3 separate regions of the Mus musculus genome follow, and regions 2 and 3 are each linked to region 1. The links are chromatin loops, found by intact Hi-C in ENCODE. Cell type or tissue: heart. All regions are shown on one strand. Links, peaks and the distances in the headings refer to the core of each region. The heading gives the core; the rest is flanking DNA.

Evidence for each region. A loop is a pair of places that touch in the nucleus more often than their neighbours do. Peaks named below come from ENCODE experiments on the same cell type or tissue, not always from the same donor. Only the 100,000 strongest peaks of a DNase experiment are listed, where the experiment ranks them.
Region 2: it touches region 1 in a loop (6-fold over the local background); 22 of 42 quality-filtered maps call a loop at or near these places.
Region 3: a loop joins it to region 1, with 13 times the contacts of the local background. A loop is called at or near these places in 13 of 42 quality-filtered maps.

Annotation. Positions count from the first base shown.
Region 1 is chr2:71,949,162-71,960,098 of GRCm38, reverse strand. Gm39845 (a long non-coding RNA gene) reads right to left here and starts at 2,440. Exons shown (of 3, transcript XR_866416.1): 1 at 2,314-2,440. In heart, for the core only: CTCF peaks have their summits at 3,489 and 4,254 (motif pointing right); no DNase peak of the experiment used is centred there.
Region 2 is chr2:71,892,503-71,903,439 of GRCm38, reverse strand. Pdk1 (pyruvate dehydrogenase kinase, isoenzyme 1) reads right to left here. Exons shown (of 11, transcript NM_172665.5): 9 at 7,641-7,751; 10 at 5,680-5,793; 11 at 1-3,456. The coding sequence ends at 3,316. Among named protein-coding and RNA genes, the nearest start is that of Pdk1, 25 kb to the right of the region's middle. In heart, for the core only: a CTCF peak has its summit at 4,769 (motif pointing left); no DNase peak of the experiment used is centred there.
Region 3 is chr2:71,845,441-71,856,377 of GRCm38, reverse strand. It overlaps Itga6 (integrin alpha 6), which reads right to left. Exons shown (of 26, transcript NM_008397.4): 21 at 10,497-10,595; 22 at 10,295-10,405; 23 at 10,116-10,214; 24 at 6,872-6,997; 25 at 2,715-2,844; 26 at 1-524. The coding sequence ends at 2,737. Among named protein-coding and RNA genes, the nearest start is that of Pdk1, 22 kb to the left of the region's middle. In heart, for the core only: CTCF peaks have their summits at 3,797 and 4,022 (motif pointing left); a DNase peak (open chromatin) is centred at 4,007.

The DNA.
Region 1 (10,937 bases), core at 3,096-5,595:
TCTCCACTAATTCATAGACTTCATTTTGCACTGATATGGTATTAATTCTCCCGTACAGCCTTTGAAACAGGGCATCTCTAACAGACTTGTTAAAGAAACCAGGCTGAGGTTTTAATGGATTTGATGTGAGATAGACTCAGTCACATGCATCTGAACATCAGCCTTTGGTCGTCCGTAAGGTAGTAACCGGGAGCTTAAAAACCATGTGATCAGCCTGCTGTCCGTGGTGCACACCTTTAATCCCAGCCCTTGGGAGGTAGAGGCAGAGGCAGGGGGAATCTCTGAGTTTATGATCCACAGGGTGGAAGTTTCAAGACAACCAGGGCTACACAGAGAAACCCTGTCTCCCTGTCTAGAAAAAGAAAGAGAGAGACAGAGGGGGGAGAGGGAGAGGGAGAGGGAGAGGGAGAGGGAGAGAGAGAAGGAAGGAAGGAAGGAAGGAAGGAAGGAAGGAAGGAAGACAGGGAGGGAGAGAGGGAGGAAGGAAGGAAGGAAGGAAGGAAGGAAGGAAGGAAGGAAGAAGGAAGGAAGGAAGGAAGAAAGACAGGGAGGGAGAGAGGGAGGAAGGAAGGAAGGAAGGAAGGAAGGAAGGAAGGAAGGAAGGAAGGAAGGAAGGAAGGAAGGAAGGAAGACAGGGAGGGAGAGAGGGAGGAAGGAAGGAAGGAAGGAAGGAAGGAAGGAAGGAAGGAAGGAAGGAAGGAAGGAAGACAGGGAGGGAGAGAGGGAGGAAGGAAGGAAGGAAGGAAGGAAGGAAGGAAGGAAGGAAGGAAGGAAGGAAGGAAGGAAGACAGGGAAGGAGAGAGGGAGGGAGGGAGGAAGGAAGGATTTGCTTCTTGAGAGCAACTGCAGAAGAGAGGAAACGGATGCTTGTTTATATGGAGAGACCATTTCCTATTCTTGTTCTACTGTTTATTTTCCAGGTCAGTCAATAAACTAGCCAGGGAGTTAATCAGTCATAGCTTTAAAAGCTGGTGGGACCAGAGAGTAAATCATCTCTGTATATCCACTGTTCAGACCCTGAAGCCTGGGAGCTTTCAAAGCTGTTCTCATGAAGCCGAGAATGGCAGCTTCCCACCTGAAATTACACCGCTCTGCAAGCAGAAGCACGATTGAGCTTTTAGACCAGCTTGGGCCGTATAGTGAGACCATCCATCAAAACGAAAAATAAAATAAAATAAACTGTTTTACTAGAATTTTTGAGTTGTGAAAAAAGACCTGATTCATGAACTTGTCAAGCCAAACATAGGCGGACAGAGGTTGTCTAAACTTCATTTGTTACTTGGCCTATTAAATCTTCCAATAAGATATATATACACACACACACAGGTAGAGAGAGAGAGAGAGAGAGAGAGAGAGAGAGAGAGAGAGAGAGAGCAACTTCTACAAATTAGAGCTGTGGCAAGGAAGCTGCCTTAATGGGAAATGTGAGTTGTATTTCTAGGAACGCCTTCCTCCTGCAGCCAGAGGCTTGGCTGCAGCCCCAGGGATGATGTAGTTTTTGAGCCCCTGCCATGGTTCTGACTTCACCTGCCTACAGCAGTTATCCCTCATTAACCATCCTTTTTCCCTATGAGCCTGGACACCACCCCAGAGTTTCCCAGCACAGCACTACAGGCCTCACTGACGATGATCTGGAGTCGGTACATCTGATGAACACTTTGTGCCACTTCAAAACACTTTAATGTCATCTACACTGGCTTCTCATCTTCAGGCCAGGGATGGCGAGGGTCTAAAAGCGTGTGTCTCATGAATGTCCTCCTACCAATAATTGGCAAGCCAAGTAAAATCCTGTATCAGAGGTTATTCAATAGGTGTTGGGGCAAAGGAAGAAAAGGAGACTATATCAGGGTTTGCTGTTTGCTGTAACAGTCTGATCTCAATGTGCATAGTAACTAAAGCATTCATTTTCTTGCTCATTAGATAATCTGGATTCGTTCCAGGTTTGGGAGATGAGAGTAGGTGCATTCTATTCTCCATTGTCTGGGAAAGATCCAGCCAGGCAATGGTGGCACACACTTTTGATCCCAGCACTCAGGAGGCAGAGGCAGGCAGATCTCTGAGTTCAAAGCTAATCTGGTCTACAGAGTGAGTTCCAGGACAGTCAGGGCTATACAGAGAAACTCTGCCTCAAAATTAATTAATTAATTAATTAAAAATAAATACTAAGGAAAAGAAAAGATCTAGTCTGATAAAGGCTATCCCGTGTCTGTGTGTATATGACTCTGTGTGTGTGTGCGTGTGCGTGTGTGTGTGTGCTCCCACATGTAGAAGCCAGACGTTAACCTTGGGTGTCATTCTTCAAGTGCTGCCTACCTTGTGTTTTGGGATGCTGGTCCAGCTGGGCTGGATGAGAGCAAGCCCCAGGAATCCACTTGCCTCTGTCTCCCAGAACTGCAATTACAAACTCTCCACCTTTATTACACGGGTTCTAGAGTTCAGACTCTAGAGCTCCTACTCAAAATACAAACATTTTCCTGGCCTCCAGCCCTGGTAGGGAAATACACACAAGAAACTCAGAGGCTTTGTGACCCAAGCTTGAAGGAGGCTTGTATCAATTGTGCTGTCTTCTCTTTGGTAAAACACCATACGTGGCTGCACATGACTGTAGACCAGTGTTTCTCAACTTGGGAGGTTGAGATGACCCTTTCAGAGGGGTCACATATAAGATATTCTGCATATCAAATGTCTACTTATTATTCATAACAGTTACAAAATTACAGCTATGAAGTAGCAATGAAAATAATTTTATGGTTGTGGGGTGGGATCACCACAACATGAGGAACCGTATTAAGAAGTCACAGCTTTGAGAAGGTTGAGAACCATTGCTGTAGGTGAACAATGGAGTGAAGATTTAGGGAAGCAGACGCCCCCAGAGTACACTCCACTATAGAAGGAACACAACTGCTTCATTGCTAGCTGCCAACACTGCCCAGGAAGAGGGCCCGGGTAACCCCATAGCTTCTTGTCCAGCAGGCAGGACAAAATCATTTACATGCACCTCACACTACACGGCAGAGATGAAGCTGGGAACGCACTATGAAAATTTAACGACGTTTTAGTCTCTAAGATGTCTTTAAAAATAGGACCAGAAGCCAGGTGGTAGCTCACACCTACAATACAAGCTCTGGAGGCTGAGGCAGAAAGGCTGACATTGTGTTGTTCAAACCTCATGGAGATGCTTGTACGAAGTAAGATGAACACAGCTTTCTTAGGCAATGTTATCTCAGGGCATCACCGTTGTAGGTATGGCCTTAAAGTAGAATAAGATGGAGAAGAACAATTATTAGACATGGATTTATTGATTTAGTTAGTGATTTATTTAAAGCACTGTGTTACTGCCTGTCTGCCAAGCATGACTTCACTTGCTACCAGGAACAGAATGACCTGGAGAACCAGCTGAGACAATGGGCCGTTGCCCTTAACAACCTGCTGACTGCCATGGACGCTTCCGTAAAGTCTTGCTTGTTTGCCTGCCCCACCTTGTGGCTTTAGAGTATAAATTGAGAATCCAAACTAGACCCGGGATAAAAGCCTTTCAGGCAATATCCTAGTTTCGGTCCACAGGTGACATCTCCTCTGTTGCCTCTCACTGGTGTCAGAAGCATACTCCAGAGACTCCTGCCCCAGTCTGTCATTAACTAAAAAGCCACTGTGCAGCACCTGGGCATCACATACTTAACAATCACTTATTAAGCATTTTCCATAGATCTATTGAATAGTTACATTACTTGGCAATGTAAGCAGAAGAGTTCAGTATAGGGTGGGATAAAGAGACCACACATCATCTAGGAATTCAAGTAGTCTAGAAACAGAGAAATCTTTCTATAGCTATTAAAATGGAGAGTTTCTTTAAGAACTGCCCAGCAAAGGTGGACAACTTCAGAAATAAAACAAAGGCAGGGGACTTCATTGAAATTTGGGATAGGTTAAGAATAATGATCTCTGATAGAACATTTACAACTTTAAAGAATTAGTTGTGCAGTGGAAGTTGGCACCAGTCGACAGCTAAATAAGTCCCCACAATTCTTTCAGGAAGAAGCGTAGATGAGGCAACGTTCGATTGAGAGAGTTCAGTTAGATGTGACTGTTTATGGCATCAGAGTCACCTGCAGGATGTAAATGTGATGGTTTGCCACGGGAAAAGACGCGCAGAGTGGAAGACAACAGAGAAAGGCGTGGAGTGGGAATGCTACAAAGTAACCATCTCATCTACGCCTCCTCAGTCTCTGGATACTTTTGCTGATGTGCGGCACTTCCAGCAGAGGGCAGGCAGGGATAGGGAAAAAAACAGGAAAGCAACCGTCTTAATTGTTGACAGGCAGCCTCAGTCCTGCCCACAGTGGGAAAGGTGAAAATAACTGTGTGAGCTGAAATCATGTACAGTCATATGAAGGACAGCAGTGAGCTTTAAGTGTCCTGTGACCTTTAGCAATTTTTGCAACAACATTCAGACTCTTACCGTTGTAAATGCAAAAGAAAGAAGAGTGGAGCTAGACCTTGGTTCGTTATCGTTTACAACTTTAGAAACATGGACAAACGAAGTTTTCTTTGTAAATTAAATTATAAAAGCATACTTTGGACAGCACCTTGGGTCTTGTCCTTTATGCCTCACTTCTCTCTAAATTTGTGTCAGCACATAAAATTTATACTTAGCACTTCCTGTGTTGCAAAGTGTCTCCAAGACCTGCTTTAAGGTGTACCTCTTTGTCAGCATCCCTCCCTCTGGGATATCTTCATCACAGCCACTTTCCTGAATTAGACAAAGTGCTCCTGGCTGTGCTACCATGGCTTTCCACCCATGGTAGCAATGTCAGTGTAGCTGTGGTGGGTTCTTTTCTCTATCACTCTGCTGATGTCTGTTTAATTTCACTTCCAACATCATCTTTTGTTTCTTTGTTGGAATTTCCTCCTTGTTTAGGAAAACAGAGTCAAGGGATTTGTGTGGGATAAGCACATTCTTGCGTCATACCATGACCTAAGGCAGAATGGCAAGAGAGTATGAGAGGGAGGTAAAATTGTAAGTTGCGCCTTTGTAGGTCAGAAACTGTCCTCAAAACAAGTCAGCAGAGGTAGAAATAAAACTGGTGGTCTTTTAAAAAGTTAGTGTCAGGAGCCATCTAGGAAAGGCTAAAGGCATGCGGTGACTTTTTTGGAGCTTGCCCGTTTTGCTCAGCTGCAACAGATAAAGTGAATTGTAGAGCTTGCAGAGATTTCATCTCAGGATTGATTCTTGTTGCCGATATGCCTTTCCTGTCATTATTACATATGCTAATGATTTCTGGGCATTTGCCCACCCTATTGGGCAGGTTTTCTACAGATCAACGAAGATGTCATCTTTTGTAGTAATGCTATGCAGACAAATTGATACTTTCATAGTTCCTAACAATGATTCTATGGAATTCTTAAATTTATACAAGTAGTTTTGAGCTCTCAATAGTATAAAAGCTGAAATTAGGGCTCTGTAAACCTTCATATGTCACAGGCTAATTGCACTAGGAAAAGAAAGCAGGTTTGGAACAAATTTATAATCGGGGAAAACATTCCTTCTAGGCTTTCTGTGAAACCATTATCTGATAGCTAAAGGTCATAAACTGGGAATGGAAAATTTATTGTACGTGCAAAGACAGAAAATAAAATATTGACGGGATTTATCTATATAAAACTTCAAAACTAGTAAGACACAAGACAGATGAAATTGCCTCATCACAAAACTGTGCTAGTTTGTAATGAAAGTGTGGGTCTAGAAGATAATGAATGTTTAGTTAGGTACTAGTATTTTTTTTCCCCTGAGACAGGGTTTCTCTGTGTAGCCTTGGCTATCCTGGAACTCACTCTGTAGACCAGGCTGGCCTCAAACTCAGAAATTCGTCTGCTTCTGCCTCCCAAGAGCTGGGATTAAAGGAGTGTGTCACCATTGCCCTATTTTTTAAAAAAGATTTATTTACTTATTTTATGTATATGAGTACACTGTAGCTGTACAGATGGTTGTGAACCTTCATGTGGTTGTTGGGAATTGAACTTTTAGGACCTCTGCTCGCTCCAGTCAACCTTGCTCTCTCTCTTGCTCCAGCCCAAAGATTTATTATTATAAATAAGTACACTGTAGCTGTCTTCAGATGCACCAGACGAGAGTGTCAGATCTCATTATGGGTGGTTGTGAGGCACCATGTGGTTGCTGGGACTTGAACTCAGGACCTTTGGAAGTACAGCCAGTGCTCTTACCTGCTGAGCCATCTCTCCAGCCCTAAGTCTTAATGAAACACAGGGAAACACTTCTGCTGTAACTTTTTATTCGATTTATGGTTTGAATTTCTCTCTCAAGCTTGCTATGAACTTTTGTACCGTGATGCTTGAATAACCATGTGGTCATTGAGAATGTATAAGAACTAAGAACTACAATAAGGGAGGGGCTTTTTTTCTTTCAGCAGTAGAGAGACAAGGCTTTTTCTCACTTTCAGCAAATACAAAGGTGCAAGCTTTTTCTTTCTCTGAGCAATCAAGGTTGGAGCATCTTTTTCATCCAGAATGAGTGGGTTCTTTCTGTGTTGGTGCTTGCTCAATGAAACCTGCTTGTGTGGGCTTTTGCTCCACCCACTAACTATGTATACATACCTATATGTACATATGTATATGTGTATATGTCCTGGCCAGAGGAGAAAGGTCTCAGTCCCGCTGAGGTCTCTCCAGGGCTGAGCAGGATGGTGAGTGTCAACGGCCCAAAAGAAACACACCGAGCCAGGAGTCTTGTCAAATCAGGAACTCAATTTTATGGCATCAGCCTCTCACGCATATAAGTTCAGAACATAGCGAGGGGGATTTTTGGTGGGGTAAAATGACAGAGAAGGCAGGGAAGGGTGACAGGGGGTATGGAGTGGCTGACAGGGCCAATAGCAAAGCTCTACATCAGCAACGGTGGGGCAGAGGCAAGGCCAAACAGGAATGCTTCGTCATCCCAATATGGAAGTGACTGAGACAAGTCTCAAAACTCAAGCCAGGCTCAGGCGTGTCCTCAAGGCCCAAACCAGGGCCAAAATAGGGCCCACCATATGTGTATATATGTATATTTGTAATAGGAAATGTGTGTGTGTGTGTGTGTGTGTGTATGTGTGTGTGTATGTGTGTGTGTGTGTATGTGTGTGTGAGTGTGTGTGTGTGTGTGTGTGTGTGTGTGTGTGTGTGTGTGCGCGTGCATATTGCCTGTGTAAAAGAATTTAATTCTTTTCCTTTCTTTTCTCTCTGGTTCACAATGAGTTAATGAGTTCCTAGCCTTTAGCCTGGCCAGTGACAGGTCCTTGAATGAGAGAAAAAAAAGAATACTGAGAGAAAGTTACAGAGAAAGGAACTAGCACTTATTAAAGCACAAACAGTGAGGTTCTAAGGCCAGGGACCATCAGTCTTTAGCCTTTGTGTTTCTGTTCCACCTTAGCTTGTTCCCAGGTGAAGCAGGCCTCCCTGGCAAGTTGGTGAGGCACTCCTTTGAGTGTGTCCTTGAGGGTACCTCCAGGGAGAAATAACCTAGAAGACCTGGATGGAGACAGCACTGTAGGCTGAGGTTCTGGACTAAATAAAGAGGGGAAAAAGGAAAAGCCAGCTAAATGCCAGTGTTCTCCTTCCCCTGCTTCCGATCTACCCAGATAAAAGCAAGCCACAAAGGACAGCATCCTTTAACTTCCAGAAGACCTCCCACACACACACAAACACACACACACATACACACACACAAATTCTCCCTTTTGTTACTTTTTATCAAGTATTTGGTCACAACTAAGGGAAAAGAACCAAATACACGACTCCTTTAAGTTCTAGGGGCCTAGAGAGATGGCCTAGTGGCTAAGAGCACTTACTGCTCTTGCAGAAGACCCAGTTCCCAGCACCCACGTGTCAACTCACAACTGCCTGAGCCTGTAACTACAATTCCAAAGGATCCATCAGCCTCTTCTGACCTACTAAAGCACTAGGCATGTATGTAGTGCACATACATGTGTGCAGGCAAAACTCATACACGTAAAATAAAAATAAATTATTCTCATACTGAAGATTGAATAATCTGGCCCTGGCCTTATTTCCTGATGGAGATTCTTAGGAGAGAGAAAACAAAGGGTTGGGGAAACATGAAAATGTAGAACTCCGTGTGTTTGGTAGAAAGCAGGCAACTACCCATGCATACCTACTTGTAGGAGACTCCAAACAGTTGTGGTTAAAGATGTACTGATTTTTATTTTATGCACATGGGTATTTTGCCTGCATATATGTTCATGCACCATGTGTGTGTGCCTGGTGCTCACAGATGCAAGAAGAAGGTGTTGGATACCTTGGAACTAAAGTTACAGGTAGCTGGTAGCTGCTATGTAGGTGCTGGGAACTAGACCTGGAGGAATAACTGGTGCTCCTAACTGCTAAACCATCTCTGCAGCCTCCAGATTGAAATATTCAATTGATAGGTTTTAAATACATTCCATACGGCTTTCTAAGAAGGCACTGATGACTTTCTCCCCTCTACAATAAAAATGACACCGTATCCGGAAAGTCATTCTAGGCAGAGAGGGGACCATGAATTGTATGCCAAGATTGTACTTCAAAAGAAACAAACGCAGAATTTTTGATTGCTTTCTAGTTTCTAGCTTTCCAGTGAAGTACTTCTAGTGGTTGCCATGGTGAGTCCTCTGGGCAGTAGTTTTAATTCTCCTCATTAGTAAGTAGCATATGGTGAGGTTACACTGTGCATTTTTGTGTGTGTGTGTGTGTGCCAGAATAACTATAGAGACTTGCAATGTGAGTGATTGAGGCAACTCAATATCTGCTGCTTGGAGGCAGAACCTTAAAAGAGTGGTGCATTTCTTCTATCATATGCCCTCAAGAATGACACGTGCTTATTGAAAGAGTAATGTTGTACTAATTATTTAAGTATATTCCTCAATTTGGGGGGCAAGGTCAATTTAATTGTTGAGACCAATTAAAAGATCTGTCTCAGAAGATGGATAAATAGCACAGACATATTAAACTCAATATTAAGTACAGAACATCACTGCTCAGAATAGTCTAAAGATGAGGACAGTGCTCCATCCATCATGATTAACATGATGCTATATACAGGGCAATCCACAGCCACATAAGGAAAATTGTTAATGCAGCAGAGGCCAGGGGAAGCTGCATGCTTACAGGAGAAAATAGTGGCAGGGGTCCACCTAGATCATTGTGACACTTAATCACAAGGATGTGGAACTATTTAGAATAATTTCAAAGCCAGTATGGTGGCACACTCTTGTCAGCCTGGCATTCAGGAGACTAAGAGTGGAGAACCAGAAGATAGAGACTGGCTTAGGCTATACAATGAGACCCTTTCTCAATGTATATATGGTATTATAGTGTCATGAATAAGTGGTCTCATTGAGATATTAAGACACCCCAATGATCCTTTTTTTAAAGATTTATTTTTAAGTGTGTGTTTGTGTGTGTGTGTGCCTATGTGCACTTATAGGTGCATCTGTAGATGACGCACATAGTTACATAGGTGCTGGGCTTCAAATTCAAGTCCTTATGATATCCCAACAGGCTGTCTCAACTACTCCAGCCCCCATCAAGTCTTTATAAAAGATGTTCATTGGAAGAAGTGTAACAATACAGAAATATAAAGCAATAATTATTTCTGGGAAAAGGAATCAGAGGTATGTTACAGATATGTGGAATGTGTTTGTGGAAAGTACATTCATGGGTGTCAGCCCAGTGAAGCCCAGTGAAGCCGATCATGGTCATTAAGTACTCTCCTTGCTGACCAGACCCCTCCAGCAGATTGTAAAAAGAAATGAGTTCAAAGGCCCACAGAAATGTTCTATTACAATGCATTTTGCTAACAGTTGATATTTTATTATATATATATACTTGTTCATTCTTGAAAATAGAAAATTAAAAGATACTAAATATCATTTGGGGAGCTAGATCATGAATTAATTGCCTATTGCTGCACAATAAACTACCACAGCTATTGCTATAAAACAACACAATTTGTTTAACCTCCCAGTTTCTTTGGGTCCATTTAGACACAGCTGGATCCTCTGTAACAGGTACCAAGCAGGCTATGCTCTCTGCTGGAGGCACAAACAGGGAAGGAGCCTCTTCAAAGCTTATTTCTGCTTAAAGCTGTAGGATTTAGGATCCTAGCTTCTGGCTGGCTGAAAGCTGGCCTCCTTACCTAGCTCTGGCAGTACGGTACCACTTGGGATTTCCCAACAAGGCTACCTACATCACTGAGACAGCCAAGAGGACCACTGTAGTATTTGGCCAGCAAGATGGAGTCATAGATGATGCAGTTCCTCCTCCTCCCCCTCCTCCTCCTCCTCCTCCTCCTCCTCCTCCTCCTCTTCCTCCTTCTTCTGCTCTTCCTTCTTCCAAATTAGATGCAGTGGCTAATTTAACTGACACTACTAAGACTCTTTTAATACAATCTAAATGATAGAGATATCACTGTCCTGGCAAAACAACCAGATTTACAAAGTCTATGGCCTGGTGAAGGAGATGGTGCATTTCTTATACCATAAGACATACTTCCACTGAGTCACTTCACAATTTAAGCAACGAGAGTTAGGCAAAGTCTAGTCACTAAAAACACATACATGCCAGAGCCTGAAGGCATTCCCAGGTGCTTCCTGTGTGTGTGTAAATGGAGCCAGCCCTCAATTCTAACCTGAAAGAATTGCTTACAAACTAAGACAGTAGCCATCATCCGGTTCCTTCTGACTAGACAGCTGTGACTGATCACCAAATTCCATTAGTTAGTTAGTTAGCTAGTTTGTTTGTTTGTTTGTTGTTGGGAGCCGCCCCCACATTCGCCGTCACAAGATGGCGCTGCCAGCTGTGTTCTAAGTGGTAAACAAATAATCTGCGCATGTGCCAAGAGTAATTTTCCACTACATGTACTCTGCCTTTACTCGGCCATGGGC
Region 2 (10,937 bases), core at 3,789-6,288, 57 kb after region 1:
ATACAGCACACAGGGTCCGTACATGTAGCCTTGGCTAACCTGAAACTCCCTATGTTGACCAGGCTGGCTCAAGCTCAGAGATCTACTTACAGGTGTGTGCCGCCATGCCGCTGTAACGGTGAAAGGCAGGCGTGGTGGACCCACGCTATCAACGAGCAATAGGACATACTCTGTCTTGACTAAAGGAGATTCCACCAGTGTTGAGTAGAAGGCAGTGCCAGTTACACTAAGCCTTTCCCTACTGTTATTTCTACTGTGGAAAATGACTTACTTATACAGCTCTTCAAAATTATCCACCAGTTCTCCAGCACATGTCAATCATTGGCAGTGTATTAGAAAAGGGAAATCTAGGATAACTCTAAGCACACGAACTCTACCTGCTTTGCCCACTAGGCTATCTACAGTGCAAGCCTGCCTCAAGCACTGCTAGGAGATGGTTGAGAGTGCAAGACACCTGGCTACAGTTATTAGTGTGGTGTATGTAGGGGATGCGCATGTGCACAGTGCACGTGTGGAGAACCACAGATAACTCACAGGATGGTTGGTTCTTTCTCTAATTCCACCATTCGTGCTGAGGAAAGATCTCCAACCCTATCCCTAACCCAGGCTTGATGGCCATGCTTTTACCCACTGAGCCAGTGCTGGCAACTAGTTACAATTCGTTGAACCTGTACAGATATTGAGTCTTGATGATGAAACAGACTGCTGTCTAAAGGACACGAGTATATTTCTAAGATCCTTAAGTGGCTCAAATTTTTTTTTAAAGCTGATCCATCTTTTCAGTTTTCAGTCACCCCGAAAATGCACCACGCTGCGGTAGAATTCTGCTTCTATGTCTTCATGTAGAAATCTCAGTGTAAGACACTGACCATTATTAAATGTAAAGGCATCAAAACCAGCCAGCATTTGGAATTACAGTGTGGAATAGTCTTTTATTTTTCGAGACAGGGTTTCTCTGTATAGCCCTGGCTGCCCTGGAACTCATTCTGTAGACCAGGCTAGCCTCAGAAATCCGCCTGCCTCTGCCTCCCATGTGTTGGGATTAAAGGCGTGCGCCACCACTGCCTGGTGAAATATTCTTACAATCCTTTCCTACACTACACTGGCACACTCACTAACTGCCCAGGTTATAAAAATCACTTGCTGTCCATTCCCCAACCATCAACTCTATTTTCATACCTAAACCACATAAAACTATCGCTGGCAGACAAAATGGCTCACCTTAAGAATCTAAAAACCTTCCAGGTGTCTTTAAAAGTAACTCTGGAAAGCGTCCCCTAGAGCTTTGTCACATTGTCTCCATCCATTACCATTACAACAGAGCAAAAAGGTGCTACACCTTAAAAAGAATCTAAAGTAAACTAATTTTAAATTCTTCTTGTCTGAAAACATTTCTTAGCTCTTAAGCAGAGAGGGGGATAATTTTTTTTAATTCCTTGGAGAGGGCAAAGTATTTCACAAGTAAAAATAGTACGTTTATTGACAGTTGTACAAAAGATTCCAAAATATTTCATCATTGCAGTAAAGTGTAATTGAAAGCTAGTAAGTGCAATACACTGAATAAATGCCACTCAGGAGCATGATCTATTATTTCTTACAAAGTCCTCAATTAGAAACAGCAGGTATACGGTGTATATTTTCCAACATTTGGTAGTATTAGCTAAAAACCCTGGGCCAATAGGACCTGAGTTTCAGGCCCCTCACCTCTCAGCTAAGGATCTGGGCTGACCACCCTGGCGCATGCTCAGGCTGCATGTTCCTATCACTGGCACCAAAGTTCTATTTTGTGCCATGTCACATGATTTGGCTTTTGTATTACAGATGTATGTATGTGTAGGACACAGAGTGAAGACTGGATAAAACATGTCAAGAGTGACATGTTTTAACTCACTACATTTTCCAAACCAAACCCCCAAATCCCTCTAGGCAAGTGGCAAAGCATGTTTTCCAAGTACTTCCCCATCACCTAACAGAGGAGGTTATAAATATCCCAGACAGTGGACAGTGATCAGCAGAGACAGCTCAGGCTGGGGCACCAATTCTGTGTGACTCTGGGTCACTGAGAGAGAACCCAGGTGTCATTACCTGCTCCATAGGTTTGTATTCTAACACAAATAACATCAATACTTCAAAGCGTTTGTTGCAGACTTTAAATCAACACATAGCTGCAAATGAATTCTGTAGTTAATATAAGCTGACTTTTCTTTGATTTAAAAAAAAAATCTGGATATTTTAGAAAAATACATGTTCTTAGTCACCACTGGAAACCAAGGTGGCTGAGCCTTTGGTCACCTGACCTCTCGCTGTCACCCTGGTCTTCCCGCTAATGCTTTAGCTTGCACCAGGCTTGAGATTCAGATTATGTCCCCTAATGTGTAGCAACCCGACAAGCTTCCCAATCTAGTCTGTCACTCTGACAACAGCAGTAGTCACGATTCACTCCCAAATATAGTTCCAGCCAGGCCAGCCATGAGCCTCACCTGGTCCCTGGCCTTCAGCCTCTGGATCCCTGGGTGGGACCCAGAGAATCTCACGCTCATCCTCAGATCACCTCAGCAGTCGGTCAGCTCGGCCTGGGCCACTTGGTGCTTCCCAAACAGTTTACTCTCTGCTGCCATTTGGCTTGTTTTGGGACTAACGTTTCTCTTGTAAGCCAGATGTGGTGGCACACCCTTCTCATTCCAGCGCTCAGGACACCGAGGGCTTTGTAAGCTCAAGGCCAGCTGGGGCTACACAGTGAGACTTTGTTTTTAAAGAAAATCCCTTGTGCTGACAGTAAACTCGATAACCACGCTCTGGACTTAGCTCCATGGGGAACCAGTCATTACAATCCACTGCAAAAAAATGATGCCATGATCAATTCATTTCAGCACTCTGACAACCTGTGTGGGTTCTAACGGATCACTGTGTTGTTCTTCGTGGGAGATAAGAAGACCATCTGACTAGGTGTCACCACTCACAGATGATAGAACTCCAAAAGCAGAGAGGCCGCTAGCCAGCTACTCCACGTTCTTCAGATGCTTCTAGCAGAAGTAAGTGAAAACTTGAAAGAAATACTCAGCTTCCTACAGAAACCAGGAACTTCACACCCCATACCATACCAAGGGTAGTTGACCAAAATTATGTGTGTTCAAAACCACGCCCAATTAACCCAACACATCAGAATACAGTTGGCATAACCGATCCTTTAGGAGCTTCAGCAAACACTAATTGTGAAGATCACACGTGAAATATTTGGAACAGTGTGGTTCCAAATACATGTCTTCCAAATTTAGCAGAAACCACATGTGGATGTGCCAGGCGTCCCATGTGCGTTTAAGAGCTTCGGAATGTGGTCATGTCTTTCGGCTCTCGGCTGGGCACACACCAGTCGTCAGCCTCGTGGTTGGCTTTGTAATGCTTCCAGGCGGCTTTATTGTACACAGGGAGTCTCTCGACGGATTCTGTCGACAGAGCCTGGGGTTGAAAAGAAGTCAGACACTTCTGAGAGTTCGTTATCTGAGATAATATACAGTGGCAAACAGCGACCACAAAGTAAACAGGGTTCTGCTGGCATCTCATCAACTAGTTACTAACCACACACCATCTTCAGGGTGGATACATTAGGAAATGCTATTTACTACAACTGGAGCACTGGTAACACACTAGTTGGGTTTGATGCTTCAGGTATCCGCTAGCCAGCCTGGAAAAGTCTACCCAAGCAGAACAGACATCTCTTGAAAAGTGCAAGCCCAGCCAGGAGTCTGCTACTACTACCTTAATATTCATACACAGATTTATTGAGAAGAAAGCCAATCTTTTTCACTATATAGTAATGTATTATTAAAAGCGTTACTATGCAGGAACGGAGATGGCTCGGTGGTTAAGAGCACTTGTTGTTGCACAGGAACTGGGTTCGGTTCCTGGCACACACATGCTGGCTCACCACTACCTATGACTCCGAGCCAGAAAACCTTATGCCCTATTCTGACTTCCACACACACCAGGCAGACATGTAGTACAGAGACTCACATGTAAGCATAACACTTGTACACATAAAATAATCTTCTATAAAAATTAAAAACTGAACACACCAGTATTGGCATCAGTAAACACAGAGCTCGGTCTAAGCATCTCCAGAGGCTTTTCGATGAACAGTGCTTGGTCCTTGTGTTTGGGGCCCAAACACAAGTTTGTTTTCACTGCCCAGCACCCAGGCTGAAGACTGAACACGGGGTCTTTCTTGTAAAGCAAGCACTATATCGCTAAGCAATGCTGTTTTCTCCTCCTGCATTAAGGGCAGTTTCGGTCCCTAACCATGGATTTCTGTTCCCCACACAACCATCCATTCCCTGCTCTACAGCTTCCTGTAAATAATGGGACCCAGCGATAAACTATGCTTTCTGTTACTGTCTTCACAGTAGGAATTGTCAGAACTTTGACAATAGGCCCCTGGTATTCCCCAAGATGATGTTGACAGGATGGAACTAGAAATTCACTCCTGGTGATGCTGAATAAGGTCTGTAATGGGACAGGGCGTGATGACTCCATCATATCGCTTGAGTTCTGGTTTTTCCCAAATAGAAAAACTTACTACCTCCACGCTCTGAGCAGTCTAAATACAGACCAAGATGCTACATTTACTGTTAAAATTATCATGCTCATATAGTCATACTTAAGTTCCTCACAATGACATGTGAGGGGAAATAACATGGCTATAAAGAATTTATTCTTTTCAGGCCAACTTTTTTCACAGCATTTTCAAGCATAGCCTATAAAATAGGCGCCATCTAGTGGCCAGAGCAAGAAACTGGAGGCAGCAAAGGCGTAACCAATTCTTTAATCATTACACTGATTTGTTTGAGTATGCGTGGCTCAGTGGGTAAAGGTGCTTGCCATCAAGCCTAATGATCTGAATCTAATCTCCAAACCCACACGAGGAAAGGGGAGAACTAATTCTGGCAAGTTGTTCTGACCTCATGTACATGTGTGCCCATGACAAACTAACATTTTATTTTAAAAGAGCAGCTTGAGCCCAGCGTGGTGGTGCACGCCTTTAATCCCAGCACTCGGGAGGCAGAGGCAGGCGGATTTCTGAGTTCAAGGCCAGCCTGGTCTACAGGGTGAGTTCCAGGACAGCCAGGGCTACACAGAGAAACCCTGTCTCGAAAAACAAAAATAAATAAATAAACAAAAACAAAACACAAAACAAAACAGCTCGGTGACTGGTCATGTTTCACATGAAAACTAGACTTACTTCTTTTTTACAGTGCTGGAGTGAACCCAGGGTCTTTCTTGTACATTCAGGATTCTCTACTTCTTTCCCACTGCCCTCAACCATCAAAGTCGTTGCATTCCCATATCTCTATATTTATTAATAGCATGGGGTTTACTAAAATCCCATTCCAGTTTTTCATTCTTATCTTTTCTTATCATTAAAAGAAGTTGGGTTAACAGGCTGAAGAGATGGCTTAGTGGCCCAAAGTATTGACTGCTCCTATAGAGAACCCAAGGCCTGGTTCCCAGCACCTACCTACACAGTATCTCACAACTGTCTGTAACTCCAGTTCCAGGGATCTCATACCCACTTCTGGCCTCTGAGGGCTCTTGGATACATACGGTACACATAAACTCACACACATACATATGCAAATTAGAAAACTTTTCAGTACAATTAAATCAAGGATCCTTGGTTATTACCTTAATGTAGATAACCGCATCTGTCCCGTAGCCCTCTAAGGAATACAGCTTTAGGTCTCCCTGGAAGTACTGTGCATAGAGGCGTGATATGGGCAATCCGTAACCAAACCCAGCCTGTTCGACAAGAAAACAGTTCTGTTCAGAGTCCCACACGCTGGAACACTTTTCTAGCTAAGATAATGCCACGGAGAACTGCAAAGCCAACAACCTGTGCAGCGGACGGAGCCCGTAAAATGCAGTCATGCGGAAGGGTTAAGCTGGAGTTTAGCTCAGCCCATCAGCTCAACAATTGTGGACCTAAAGCCTTTTATTCGGTCTATAAAATGATCTGTGGTAGTCTGAAGAAGGCATATTGCTTTTCTTTGCTGTCCTGCTCCAGGGTTCTCCCAATATAGCTTTCAGCAATTTCCTATAAAGCACACAGTTTCATTTAGGAGCAAGACTAGAAAATGTCTTGTTGCAGCTTTACGAACAATAGATAGGAATCTCAGGACTTCACGCCATGGATTTCCAGCCTTTGTTCTGAACCTGGAAATAATCTGTGATAATTCACTTTCTTATTCTCCCTGACAGATCACTTCCCTGCTCCAGAATCTTCAAAGCATTCCAGTACGACACCCCCACCACCACCACCACCCGAGAGATTAAAAAGCCAAGCTTCTAGAAAGAGCTTCCAAGACAAGATCAGGTCTCTGCCGCCTGCTCTCCTGTCTGGTGGAGCCAATCTCCTTCCCTGACTTCCTTCAACATAGGACTTCCGTGTCTTCATCCTGTTTCCAGTGTCTGGTCCTTCTTTACCTGAGTAAATTCTGCAGACACTTGAGGAAAGGTAAAAAGTGGCTCCCATCAGTAAGCCATGCTTTTGTGGTATTGCTCACAGCATGGCATTAGTGTTCATGCCAACAGAAGAGTCACTCACTAAGATCATGCATGGGCTCTGGCTTTTCCCCCCACTGATTATTTTTTATATTGTTATTCGTGTGTGTATGAGTGCAGGTATGTGCTTATCATGTTCTATGCGTGGAGGGGAGGACCACTTCCAGGAGTTGGCTCTGTCCTGCCACCATGGAATCTGGAGATCAAACGATGCTGTCGGTGTTTTCCCACAGAGTCATCACACTTGTACTAATTATTTTATATTCCCGTGTTTCTAGGTGGCTCTTCAAATCAACTACCCAATCTCCAACTTTCTCCATGCCCTAGGGCTGAGCTGCAACCAAACACACTCAGACACTTACAGACTAAATAAATACAAACATACAATTTAAAAAAATATATTAAAAAAAAATAGGCATTGTGGCATTGCCTTTAATCCCAGGGCACTGGAGGCAACAGCAGGTGAACTGAAGAACAATAAAGAGAAAGCAGACTTTCAGTTGTGTCTATCAACGAGGTCTTTCGAAATACAAATGCTTGAGGGAAAACTCATGTCAAGTCAGCGATGACCAATGACTAGTACGATCCATATGCAGTCTTCATATTGAAATAGATTGGTATATATGGCTTGCCACAGGAAAGACCACTGTGATGGCGACACCAAGAGTACCAGAAAAACCTCAAACTATGATCTGTCTTGTGCCTGTTTCAATTAAAAATAAGCCCCAGGGCTCTTTAATTCAGGCAGAAGTATTTGTCTCTAAAGTTTTGAAGTGCTCTCTTACGATCTTGCCTCTTGCCCTCTTGTTCCCACTCTCCCCAGTCCCTTTCCCCCTCTCTCCAAGTGGCCATGGCCAGCCTCTGCTTCTCTGCTCTCTCCTTCTCTCTGCCTTTCTCTGCCTCTACTACCCTCTCAACTCCCCTCCCCATGCCCTGAATAAACTCTATTCTATAATGAAAAAAAAAAAAAAGTTTGGAAGCATTTTCCTTCCTTGTGAGCTCCTGTGAAATCGGCTTAACTGGTTTTGGGGAAGTCACATTCTGATGGTGGTTGGCGGACACCACAGCCTTTCTCTGGCACATACCAGGGGCACAGCACGGGACGTTTCAACACGAGGCCGGGGTGCGGTTGAGTACATGTAGTTGAAGAGTCTGTCGATCTTCCTCAGTGGAACACCGCCTCCCCGGTCACTCATCTAAAGGAAAAAGGACCAAACTGTAACCGGGCCCACACCTTGCAGAATCCTGACTTAACTACTTTGGGGTGAAGGCTGCTTTTGGGAATCCAAGCTGCAAACTTTAACACTGCCCTGAATGGTGTGGCTAACACAGAGTTAATCCTTCCTGGTGGACAATATGATAATCAGGATAAAATAAATAAAAAAAGCAAGGACACTCTACACAACAGTACCACCTCCTACGTCTATCCTAAAAAAACTAAAGCAGGCAAAGTACACATGAGAATATCCATCATGGTTTTAAGAAAAACCAGAGAGTAGCCCACACAGGGACCACATAAAGTGCATTCTAAAACAGAATACTATGTAGCCATTTAAAATGTGATGTAGAGCATTCTTGGGTATTAGCAAAAGAGAGGTCTACAAAAAAATAGACAATAAAGAACAAGTTAGAAACACTCACAATTCTAACTTTGTAAATATATTATAAAACAGAAGTGTGAAATGGGCTGAGATGGCTTTGCAGTTAAAAACACTGGCTGCTCTTCCAGAGGTCTGCGTTTGGTTCCTAGCTCCTACTTGGTGGCTCAAGACTATCAGTAACTTCAGTTCTAAGGGATCCAACACCTACTTCTGGCCTCCACGGGCACTGCACCCATGTGTAACCCATAGACACATACAGATAACTACAATAGATCTCTCTTTTTAAGGAATTCGGTGTGGTGCTACACACCTACAATCTCAGCATACAGGAGGCCGAGGCAGGAGAACTGCGATAATTAGAGACTAGCTTGTGCTATAATGTCTCAATAAAACAAAACTAAGGGCCATGAGATGGCCCAATGGTAAAGGTACTTGCCACCGAGTCTAAGACCTGATCAATCCCAGGGTGCACATGGAGGCATGAGCATCACCCTGCTCCACCTCTGACCTCCACACCTGTGCTGGACACACGCAGACACAACAAATAAACGAAACTTTGCAACACAGAAGAATTCCAGACAACCTTCTAGTGAGTTAAAGGACACACATTTTTCCTATTCTGTCATTTTTCAAGTCACAAGTAACCACACGGTAGGTTGAATTAGTAATGAACTTACCCATTATATTTACTGTTTTCCTTTATAATTAGCATAGACAACTTTTCTAACCTCTATTCTAATTTACTATAGATACTTCTTCTGTCACAAGACCTAAGTCGATGTCATTAATAAATATGATTTTAGCATACACATACAATAACATGTACAAAAAAGTTATAACGTAAATGGCTTATAGTTGAGTTTTCACATATTAAGATGATAATGTATACACACTAGAAACATACTAAGAATTATACAGCTATTTTCGTTTCCTCTGGTATATGAGGAACTAGACCAAGTCCTTCCCACACTCTAGAAGCTACACTAAGACCCTATTGTGATTTTCGAAGTTAAAAAGGTTGCCTTGAGATATCATTTGAAGCTCTGCCTCTCATACAGCTAGAACTAAGTAATTACAGTATCCAAGTATGTAAGGACTTTATAAAGAACCTGTGTTTAGAATTATGCTTAAAACTGCTCTTAGCTGTGAATTCAAAGGCCTGTGAAATGATTTATTTTAGTGAAATAACTAAACAGCTCTGGGGTGAGTAGTTCCAGGGACTAATTCAATGTTTGGCTGCGATTCCCCAGTAAGAAGTGTGGGTGCAGTGGTGGTGCACGCCTTTAATCCTTTAAATCCCAGCACTTGGGAGGCAGAGACAGGTGGGTTTCTGAGTTTGAGGCCAGCCTTGTAGCCTGGTCTATACAGTGAGTTCCAGGACAGCCAGGGCTACACAGAGAAACCCTGTCTCTTAAAAAAAAAAAAAAAAAAAAAAAAAGTGCAGGAACCCTAAGTGAGTGGTATATCACAATAGGGTATATCACAATAGACTTTGGGATAAAGGAGGGAGGGGTGCTAAAGAGATGGCTCAGAGGTTAAGAGCACCTGTTGCTCTTGCAGAGGACCCAAGTTCAGTTCTCAGCACCCACATGGTAGCTTCACAACCATTCACACTCAAATTTCAGAGGATCTGATACCCTCTTCTTACATCCACGGACACCAGGCATGCATGTAGTATACAGATATACGTGCAGGCACAACATTCACGCACATAAAATGAATCTAAAAGTAGAGAACTACTACTGACAATCCCAGAGCTTCTGAGGCAAGATGGAGGCAGAGGCAGGACTGCAGGCCAGCTAGCTTGGCTCACCCAGTAGCAAAAACAAAGAGACTTTGCCTCAAACAAGGTATAAGGTAAAGACTGACATCCAAAGTTGTCCTCAGACCTCCAAATGAGCATATCTACACACACACACACACACACACACACACACACACACACACACCACATTTCCTAATTTTCTTTACTTAACCTTCTGGCAACAGACTAGCTTTCTAGCCATACAACTATGTGGCATGTGTAGAACAAGAGGTGATTCCTGGCAGTCTGAAGAAAACATGGGGCTGTAAGAGGTGGCATGTCACTAGAGGTTGGCAGGCAATCTAGGTCAGGTGTCATGGCTAGATCTGATGAATAGCCTTTGCTTTGCAGTCAACATGATAATGGATGTAGTGGATTATATAAAATACTCAGGGCACTTTCTAAGACTGTTTTAAGAGATTACCAAAAGAGGGGTGATAGGAGGTGTGTATTAATACTCTTATGCAACTACACTGAGAGAGTGTGAAAATGAAACAAGAGACTGAGGCAAACGTGAACCTGAGCCTGTGCCAAGGAAAGGTCCTGGAAGAGTTAAGTGCTGTCACGAGGAACGCAGGGAAGCAGAGTGCCAGCTCACCTTCAGTGCACAAATCACCGCTCAAAGCATCCAGCCAAGCGCTGCCGCCACCATCCACAGCCCCTGTCTGACCCCAGTCTTCCTGATCTCCCAACACTGAGTCCCTGAGCCAACGCATGGGAATCCAGGCCCAAAGGAAAGGAACCTTTCCTGCCTGCTCTGTTGCTGTTAAATGAAGCTGGAGAGATGGCGTCACAGTTCAGAGTACTTGCTGCTCTTGCAGGAGACTAGGTTTGGTTCCCAGCACCCACATGGTGGGTCACAACTATCCGCCATTCCAGTTCCAAGGGATCCAGCACCCTTTTCTGAACTCTGTGGGTATCAGGCACACACATGGTAGATAAATATACATGCAAACAAAATACCAATGAGCATAAAA
Region 3 (10,937 bases), core at 2,769-5,268, 100 kb after region 1:
GCTGGGATAGCCACTCTGTTAGCACAGGTGACCTGGGGGAGAGCATCCCAGCAGTGCAGATGGGCAGGCCCTGCCCCAGCGTGTGGAAGTCAGCCACGTCAAAAACAAAGGCAATCCGGAAAGTTAAATTAAGGCAGTTAAAGAAAAATCCACTCTACCAGTCTTAAATTTGGCTGTGCAAAACAGGAGCCTTAGGTGTAACAATATCCACAGTTGAAACTGTAGGTCCATACTGGGTGTCGTCAGTCTGAAATCATATATGGGGGAGCTGAGCAGGCTTTGAAGCCACCTGAATTTCTGAGCTGGAAAAAATAAGGGGGGGCTTTGGGTAGTGTGAGGTGTTCTTTCCTGTGCCCTCCTCTCTATGAGTAACTTTCGTTTTCATTCCACTTGGTGATCCACTGTTTTTTTTCGAGGTTATCCATGTGTTTCTCATCTTTGATCTCTCGCTCTTCTTTCCGGATCCGCACCGCATGGTATCGGGGAATGCTGTCATCGTACCTAGAGCGCTTAAAGAATCCACACTGGAAGGGGTGGGGGACAGAAAAACAAGATGGAAGTTAGTTAATCTGAAGACCTGGTGCATACACCAGAACTTGTAAGCACTCAGTGCAGCTAGGTCTCCCTCTGGAGTGCTCGGAAAAGGCACTGATTCCTTTTAAGAAAAAGTAGGCAGTGGGGTAAGCAGGGAGAACGGATGTGGGCCCCACAGAAAAGTCAGTGTCCACCTTCTTTACTTTTTATAGCCTCAGCTATTTCATTATAAAACATCTTGTATTTGTGTGTAGGGAACTGGAGCTTGCTTTGTAGCCAAGGTTTGCCTCAAACTCAACATCATCTGGTCTGAAGCTCCCTAGTGCTGGATAATAGGCGTGTGCATACCATGGCCAGCTTAAGAGGATTTCTCTAAGGGTATAAAGAAAAAAAATCACTATTTCTCACCCATTAATAAGCTGTGAATCAGATCACAGGTAATTTTACAAACGCTGTTTGGTGCGCCATGTTCCTCTAACATGATTCTCTCCCCCCTGGGCCTCTCATCCTCCAATCAATCCTCTATCAATAGTCATTGGGGAGACTCGGTGGGGTGCTTCCAATTACGCTGTTTTGTTAATGAGTTACAAAGTAATTTGTTGCATAAGAACACCAGTCAGTCAGGAGCCTCACAGGACTCACGGGCAGCATCACTACACTGAATTTTGGAGCATTCCCCAATTTCTCCTCTTCCTTTAAAAACAGGAAGGAAAGAAAGAAAGGGGGAGGGGGCTTGTGGAGGGGAGGGGTAAGTAAAGAAGCCAAATTATTAAACTTTATTTACTTAAAAAATTTTGATCTAAACAAAAGTTCACTTAAAAAATATGCCTAAGATTTTTGAACCAGATTTTTAGAAGTTATAAATAAGAATTTACATGTTTTTTTTTCTTTTCAAAGGAGTCTTTTCAAATTTAAAAATGCAGTTCAGAAGAGGGATCTATGTAGAATGATCATTTAATGTCCTTATTTTGTGACGGCAACAGGAATAGAATAATTATATTGAAGAATGTTGTGTTATAAAATTGCCACAAGGCAAGGCAAAAATCCCAATCCCAAATGAGCCTGGAGTTTGGTATAGGCCATTTCTCTATGGTCTCATTTGTAATTCTGTGCAGAAAAAGCCAATATACTTATTATAAAATATGATTTCTGTCTGCCCCATTTAAAAACAGAAGAAAATGCAGTTGAAATGTACAATCAAAATGGCCATGTTGGGATCACTGGGTCAATACCTTGGAAAGGAACTGTAGCAGTAACTGAAATCCCTCTTGCCCATGGGAAAGAAAAGGGAATTGACAATAGTTCCTGTTTCCATGGGTTTATAAATCATAGGAGAGAAATACGAACTTAAAATCAGCTGAGAGCCAAGGTGGAAGAAAGGGGCTAAGAACACGAAACCTGGTCAAACTCCATTACAACATCTTGAAGTAGAAACCACCCCAGTACTTGGGTGCTAGAATTTTTTGCACGCTGGTGGTTACTTGGGGAAAGGACCATGTCCTGAAGTATTCAAGAAGCCCACGTGCTGACAAGGATTCTTTGTTGTAATGGCTTTGGCCCAGGAGAGAAAGGAGGGAAAAGGAGGGCGCATGCTTAGCTAGCACAGGACCACGTCCAAGCGGCAGTAAGAAGCGCCCCAAGCCTGGCCATCGCTCTAGAACAAGGACAACCATGGAGACAAGGACAAGAGAGCCTCCTCCCAGGAGATACACAAACTCTCCCACATGCAACAGGTTAAGCAGGCAGTCGACAAAAGCTCCTGCCCCCAGGGAATTCCAAAACGAACAAGAAATCTGGGCCGATTTCTCATGCACTTTTGAAATTCCGAGTGGGACACGATACAAAAACACATGGCAAAGGGCAGCTACGGAGCTCTTAAAACCTAATCAGACAAACCAGTGTGGCTGCCTTCATTGCTGTGGTGTTGTTTAACAAGAACACAAAATAACTCACCTGCAACAGAAGATTCTTTGTGCAACAACAAACAACATCATCATCAACAACAACAACAACAACAACTGAGCTATCAAGTGAAATAACAAAAATAAATAAATCCAAGCAAGGCAAGCCACTTGGAAACAACTGTTAATGGGACAGACACAGCAAGCTGTCGCTCTTAAGTTAGCCACCACAACCACAGCAGGTCCCAAAGCTAGCGATGAAAAACATTGATCAATTACCAATTATGGAAGTAGATCAATACTATGCATCGGAAGTAAGCCTCTCTTTATCAGACGGCTGAGTATGGATCTCAGCCTTGTGATAGGTGGCATCGTAATGATCTTTCTTATTTCTCTTGAAGAAGCCACACTACAAGGAAGCAAGGTATTTAGTCAATTTTACAGTTTCGTGTTTGAGAGCTAAAAAACAGAACACCTCAGACTTTAACTTAAGCGAGCAGTCACTGTGCCGTCACCCTGTGCCAGCATTTAACAGAGTCTGTCACTCAGTGTCTCTACATAAAGATGACACGCACTGACTAGTTGACTTTTCTATTTGTAGCAGAAATCTTAGGGTCATCCTAAAAGGAAAACACGCACATTGGACGGGAACTTCAAGTGATTTTTTTTTTTTCCCTTGCAGAATGGACTCTTTAGAAAAGTCAAAAACAGTCCCTTCTGAGGTCTACTGAGACAAATGATGGGAAATAAAGTCTGTAAAACTCAGTACAAGTCAAAATAAAACATGAGTATAGTGTGTTTATCTGCTTCTGCAGTAAATTTTATGGACCAATACTCTCAGCTGGGTACCTCTGGACCAATTGGTAGTGTGAATCACAGAATAAATTCCAATGGAGGAGTAATTGCTGTTGGTTTCCCTGGATTCTGAACCACCTGTGCAACCCTTAAACGGGAGGAACCCAGGCTCCTCAGTTTAGGTCACTCTAAAGGAGCACAAAAGTGCAATTCTACTTTCTGTTCTTATTTTCTTGAGTCAACAACAAAAACCGTTCCCTATTTACTTCTATCTGGTTCACAGGCTGTGGGAGCTACCATTTGAAATAAAACTTGGTGTGGTGGTTTGAATATACTTGGCCCAGGGAGTGGCACTATTAGGAGGCATGGCCTTGTCAGAGTAGGTGTGTCACTGTGGGTGTGGGTTTTAATATCCTAGTCCTAGCTGCTTGGAAGTCAGTCTTCTCTTAGAGGCCTTCATATCCCGAGCTTATCCCCGTCCCGCGGGAAATAAACACAGGACACACCAGATTCTTCCACGGTTAACTTTTACTTCTATATCATATTGAGGTAGACAAAGAAAGCTCAGAAAGTGTGTGGCTTAAATACTTTTGGTGACGTGTCTAAACTAGGACTGGTAGCAACACCCATGATCCTCATGCACCCTGGGGATAGGTTAAAGCCCCCAGGGGTTGGGCAAAAGCCTCGGAGATGGACTGGTGACTTTGGCTGGCTGTGCTCTCGCAGCTGCGCACAATGAGGTTTAGCACCATCTAGTGGCGGCACGTAGATTGCAGCCCTTTACACCTTCAGAACGAGATGTACAATTCTCAGCTCCTCCTGCACCAGGCCTGCCTGGATGCTGCCATGCTCTCGCCTTGATGATACTGGACTGAACCTCTGAACCTGTAAGCCAGCCCCAATGAAATGTTGTTTTTATGAGAGTTGCCTTGGTCATGGTGTCTTTTCACAGCAGTTAAACCCAAACTAATACAGTCAAATAAATCTCCTGAAGAAATTGTGCCTCCTAGTCTAGCAACTCATAAAGGGGTGGGGGGGGGGGGGACACACACTACATCTGCCTCTTGCAAGGTGGGAGCTACCAACTGTACATGGTTATTCAAGTTTAGACAAATTTAAATTGAAAATGCAACTTTTCTACTGTACCAGCCAAAGGTGACTCCAGGGAATCAGGGGATGATGCCACTCCAGGACATTTCCATATTATAGATCATTGCACTGGGATGCACTGGATTAGCCTATCTCATGTGTACTTGTGGCTGTGGCTGTCAGGGTAATACACAGTAAATACAGCCAAGTTGCAGTCACAGGAACTAGTAAATAGGGCAGGAAGAAAAGTTAACCAAAACGAACAGTCTTTTGTTTTGTTTTTGACAGGGTTTCTCTGAATAGCCCTGGCTGCCCTGGAACTCACTCTGTAGACCAGCTAGCCTTGAACTCAAATATCCAATTGCCTGTTTCCCGAGTGCAGGGATTAAAGGGACCAGTGCCCAGCAAAATGAATAGTCCTAAGATCCCTGAGGACTTTTGTCTTTTACTTCTATAAGGACTCCTGTACAAGAGGCAGTATTTATGAAACAGATAAAACCAGGGTTCCTCTAGGTAAAGTGAGCTCTCCAGGAGCCACTGACACTGCTGTAGATGGACAAGCTCAGTTTACAGACTGCTGAACATTATTATAGCCCACCTATCATCCTTTCCTATCCTTCCCTCCACAATGCTGGGGAATGAAGTCAGAGCCTAGCACACAGTATAAAGCTGCTTTACTGATAAGCTACATCCCAGAACCCCAGAATCCTTTCTGATCCTTAAATTCCTTGGTTTAAATATGAATTTTTTTTTATAAAGAAGAATAGGAAGTAATAAGACTATTTCCATATGGAGGTTGAGGAAGGTATCTGATCATTTTAGAATCTAATTTCTGGAAATTAGAACGCAAAGAACCCAATGAAATCATTTAGTCTGACCCAATTATTAAACAGCTGAGATCCAGGGGGATGAAAATTATTTGCCCAAAATTATATACCTCTCAGGAATTGTAACTCTGCATCTACTGTCATGACTACATAAGGATTCAAGCGCCAATAAAATCTGCTCTGGGAAAAGACTGGCCTTGTGGCCTCTTCCAGAGAATATAAGAACATCTTCAGGTATCAAAACTCCAAATTAATTTTTAACATCAAATAATTATACCAAGAGCTCTAATACTCATTGGCTGTATTTGCCAGATACACCTACTGCTTGAGATATAGTGGAGTAAAACATTAAAAAAAAAAATCTGTGTATCAGGAAGGCTACTGGTATGGACAGATACCAAGTCTCAAGATTATCTCAGCCTGGCAAAAGGAAGTTGTTTGGAAGAATGGTGGGGGTCGGGGGGAGACTCACTCAAACCTGGCAAGTCAGAGTATCCTTCGTCTGTCATACTCGGACACAATGGAAGGAAAAGTGTGGTTTGACCCTAGCGCATTCTTACTTCCCACCAACAAGCCTTCTAGAATAAACACATTGGGAAGCACTCCACACACAATGGCATTGTAATAAGAAGGCTAGTGTTTCTGCGATGCAACTCATGAAACCAAAGAGTGAGACTGTAAATATTATCTCCTCACATCATATCAGGTTCTACCAAGTCAGTCATCAAGGTGCCAGTTTCCAGAGATTTCTGTAATCTGGAATCACCCATAAGGACGGTGGACCTCCATTACTCCCTGAGACTCACATGAGATCTATAGAGGTTGTAATCTGTTGACAAACACTCATAACTATCTCCTACATAGTCTTTTGATGGCATGAGTCTTTATGGGTAGGAAGCAGGGCGAGACGCTCACACCTTGTGCGGTCAGAAGATTAGAGTCTAATGAGGACCATCACACTGAGCCCGAGTGTTTGCCATGCTTGTTACAGGCTGAGAAACCGTGAGATGGAGTACTCTTTCTGCCATGTTTCCCTACTCCTAAGTTAGATGTAAGGCTGATGATCCCCAGCGGCTGACGTGAAGGCTTCTTTACAGAAGGGGAAATTAGCAGGAATTTATGTTCAGATCCAACTGTTATCTGTCAAGTTGGCTTAGATTTAGGGTTTGATTGCAGGCACAGAGAATGCTAAATAAAGTAGCAAAATTCAAATTGTCATTTACCAAACAAGCTGAATTATATATGAGATATTAAACTTATTTTTAGAAACTTTTTACATATGAGTAATCTTTAAATATAAATTGTTAAGATATATGGGTATTCCTTATAAAAAGTCTCGCAGATTTACCATAATTTTATGATAAAATGTTGGGAAAAGGGGCTAGAGAGATGTCTCAGTGTTTAAGAGCATTGACTGCTTTTCCAGAGGTCCTGAGTTCAATTCCCAGCAACCACATGATGGTGCACAACCATCTGTGAAGGGATCTGATGCCCTCTTCGGGTGTGTCTGAAGATAGCAGCGTACTTACATACATTAAATACATACATACATACATACATACATACATATATATACACACACACACACACACATATATACATATATATATATAATGTTGGGAAAAAGAAATAATGAAAGAAGGAACTACAAATGTGTCAGTGTGAATCCTCATCTATAAAGACATGAAGTTTACATCCCAAACTCAAGAGACAGACACAACTTACCTTCCACAGTAAAAACACTAATAGAGCCAGCATCAGAATCCCGGCAAGAACAGCCAGGAGGATGATCCACCAAGCTACTCCTGAATACTGAGCTACAGTCTTTGAGGGAAACACCGTCACTCGAACCTGCAGGGCACAAAAGAGACACCACTATAAACCCGGTGCCAGCTCACATCAGGTACCGATGGCTTCAGTTCGGCTCAGTTCTGCTCCTATACATGTTCTGAATGAAAAAGCGGGAGGACAGACAAGTCGCTTCCTTTGTCAGCCATTTCTCATAACCACAGAATATTGCTTCAATGGGCTTTCCCTGAAAATCTTATCCAGAACTGGAAAGGCCTGGGTTGTATTTCTAATGTAAGTCTTAAAGTAAGTGTGTGTGTGTGTGTGTGTGTGTGTGTGTGTGTGTTTTAAAGAAAAGCAGAGAAAACTATACAATGACGTACCCACCACTCCCTTTTGCGTCTGAACAGCTATCAGCAGCTAACTGTGTTTCACCACAATTACTTGGTTTTGTTCTGTTGTTGTGTTTAAATCTTGCTGTACTGGAGTCAAGCTTTGCACATGTGTAGTAAACACTACCTCCAAGCTCCACCTCCAGCCTTCAGCCAACATCCTTTTGAGAAGGATCAGACGTTTAGTCAATTTTCAGCCGTGGAAAGGAACGGGTAAGTTTGGGTGCAATTATTCTACAAACCTCAGATTCCAAAGACACTGTGAAACAGGGGACAAGCTTTGTAACAAAGAGGAGCCATTAAACTTTTTTTTCCTTAGGCTATCAAACTAAAGATCCTCATTTTAATTTCCTAAAATGACTTTTTACCATGCCAGTATGTGTGGACAAGGTAGGTTTCTCCAGGTGTAACTCAGACTCCAGCTGTAGCAATGAGACATTCTAAGCATTTGATTAATGGCAAACACCCATCAAAAATGTTTAGCTCCAGTCCTAAAATGTCTTAGGGATTTGTAACAACACAAAAGAAACATCTATAAGGCTTTATAATTCCTAGTAAGTAACTTTTCCCTTTGGACTCATTAAACTTTGTGAGTTTCCATGGGGGTGGCTTTCCATAGGTGACATCATTTACCATGTGCCAAGAGCAGAAAGGGCTCACACACTCTACTGGTGTATCCAATTTTATCACCAATAACCAGTACAGAGGCCACATCAGCTTGTTAACTGCCAAAACACCTGCCCCAATTTACATTATAAAGCCCACTCTGACCGAACAACAGTATAAGTCATCTGGCAAAGGGGCTGTCACAACTTTTATAAAACTTAGTATCAAATTTACCATCCACCTCTATGCGCATATAAGCCCATCTTCTAAACGCACACGTATCTCAAGTTCTCTGAATTTGAAACCCCTGGAATGAAAATCTCACTGCCAGGAAGAATGGGGCACTCATTTCTATTACAATTTCTTCTGTCTTCAGCAGCCAAGAAACTTGGATAGTCCCTACATGATTCTTAGGAATAGAATGGAGACACGTGTACACACATACACGGCCCCTTCTTTCTTGGATTACATTGAAATCCTCAACACTTTTATTCAGTTTCACTTCTGGCACCGTAGTACAGGGAAGACACCCATGTGTTTTAACAGGTGCTTGTTTGCATGTGCATTTAATTAAACTGATGTCAAAATACAATCATCTTACCTGGCTCAATTGTGTGGTTTCTGATTTCACTTCTTATGACACTGTCTAAACTTAAAAGTGTCTTATGAGTGGCAAATACTTAAACTCTTGAAATTGGGCAATTAATAAACAGATTTCTAGTTTTCTTTCTTTCTTTTTAAAGCAGGATTAGGTTTTAAAAAGACTGAATTACACAATCTAGTTTGTGGTTATTAACAGAGAAAATGATCTTCAGACTAGAAAGGAAGCGAGCCCTGAGATGAGGACAAAAGTGTAACCCAAAACAAGTCAGGGGATCGAGGAAGAGGGCATCCTGAGGCTCAAAGTAAGGTCTAATATTCAGGCTTAAACACTGCACCTTCGGATATACAAGGAAGTGCCAGCATGGGTCCTGAGCTATTGTAGCCCAAAAATCACAGAAAATAGGAGGTAGTAGAAGACCAGCAATAAAAAATATGTCTCCATTTTCAAAAGAGATGGGTTCTAGACAAAAGGCTAGAAAGAAAGTAGGATCATACAGAGACTCCATCTCTACAAGGAGGCTGGATAAAATAACATGCCCAAGACAAGGATTTTCCTTTGTGAATAGGCAACCAGACTTGACATCAGGCCCTTGGGTGGTAACCTTCTAGAACTGAGAACTGAGACCCGTTCTCAGCCCCACTGACAGGTCACAGGACAGTAAGGGAGAGACAATCTTCCTTCTGAAGGTGTCCAAGGAAACAGGACAGTTCTGTCTGTCATTGGAAAGGCTGCTCCATGGCCAAGGCTTGTTCCAAAGGAAACATCAGGGACTTATTTTACAAAAGTCAATTCTAGACTAATAGATCGATCGACTGATTGATGATTGATCGATTCATTCAATCTTTCATTCACAGGGGTTTTGAGGTAGGGTCTCACTGTGGTCTATTTTAACCTGGGATTCACTAAATAGCTTAGGCTCCCTCAAACTTGCAACAACCCTCCTGCTTTGGCCTTCTAAGTGCTAGGATTGTAGAAGTGAGCCACTGTGATTGGCTTCTCAATTCCAGATGTACAGAGAAATATCTTTTTTAGGATCCTCCATTGGCCACACATAGCACAGACATTCTTAGGATGGCTGCAGTCTCAGGGATGGGCTGCCTTCACTACCTACTGGCTGTAAGCTATTCTTCCATTGTGTGGCTGCCCGGTTCTCATCCTGACCACAGCTCTGCTCTAGGCTTCTATTTTTGGGGGTGTGTGTAGCACCTGGGATTGGACCGAGGGCCTTGGGTGGTGGTAGGAAGCACGAACTATCTATTGACTCTTTTAAACTTTTATTTTGGAACAGGGACCCACTAAATTGCCCAGGCCAGCCCTGAATTCACTCTGAAATCCAGACAGACTAAATCAGTGATCCTCCTGCCTCAGCTATTAACACACCTGCATTACTAGGCTTGGCTCGGGTCCATTTTTTATTTTCAACACTTTTACTAAAATACACCTTCAAATGGCAGAACCTCAAACTGTCCTTTAAGGAGGAACAGGACCTGAGGAGTAGGAGGACCAAAGAAGATGACCACAGGTTGTAGCCACGGTGTAGAGAAGTGGCCATCTCTGAGTTTAAGGTCCCAGATCTCACCTGAGTGCCCGCGTGAGGGAGCTTGATATTCTGAGCAGCAGCGGTGACATCTATGGAAGCCCTCAGGAGAATGTCCAAGTAGTTCAGTTTGGAATATTCCTATGGGTGACAAGAGGTGTGTTAGGAAAGTGACAAATGTCCCCGGCAGTAGTAAATTCTCCCAGGAGGCAGAGCCGCACCTCTAGAAATGTGCTGTTCCACAACCTGGAACGAAGAACGAGAGAGGCCTTGCTGTCCAGCCCTCGCAGTGGGCACCTGATGTTCACACACCTCACGTTGACGCTGCAGTTCTAAAGAGGAGACCGGTGGTCAGAACCCATTGTTCTGGGAAGCCATTCCTTGTTCACACACAGCACATTCACAATCTGGAAAAATACTCACGAGAGTCTGGTATTTTCTTTCAGGAAATAAAGAAAATTTCCTGCTGTCATCTATCTGTTTTTCAGGAAGTTCCCGTTTCTTTCTTGAGTTGTGAGACTCCTAAAAGTGATAGCCAAAACAGACAAACATTATGTAAATCTGCCACTGCTCTATAAACCTCCAAAATGAAGCCAAATTTATAGCATCAGTAGTATTCACCTTCTTATATTTCTTTTCCTGTTCTATGATAAAACACCCTGAGATAGGTAACTTACAGGAGGAGTGTGATGGTTTGCATATGCTCAGCCCATGGAGTGGCAGTATTAGGAGGTGTTGAAGTAGGTATGGCCTTGTTGGAGTAGGTGCGTCACCATGGGAGTGGGTTTTAATACCCTGGTTCTAGCTGCCTGGAAGTCAGTATTCCTCTATCACCTTCAGATGAAGATGTAGAGCTCTCAGCTC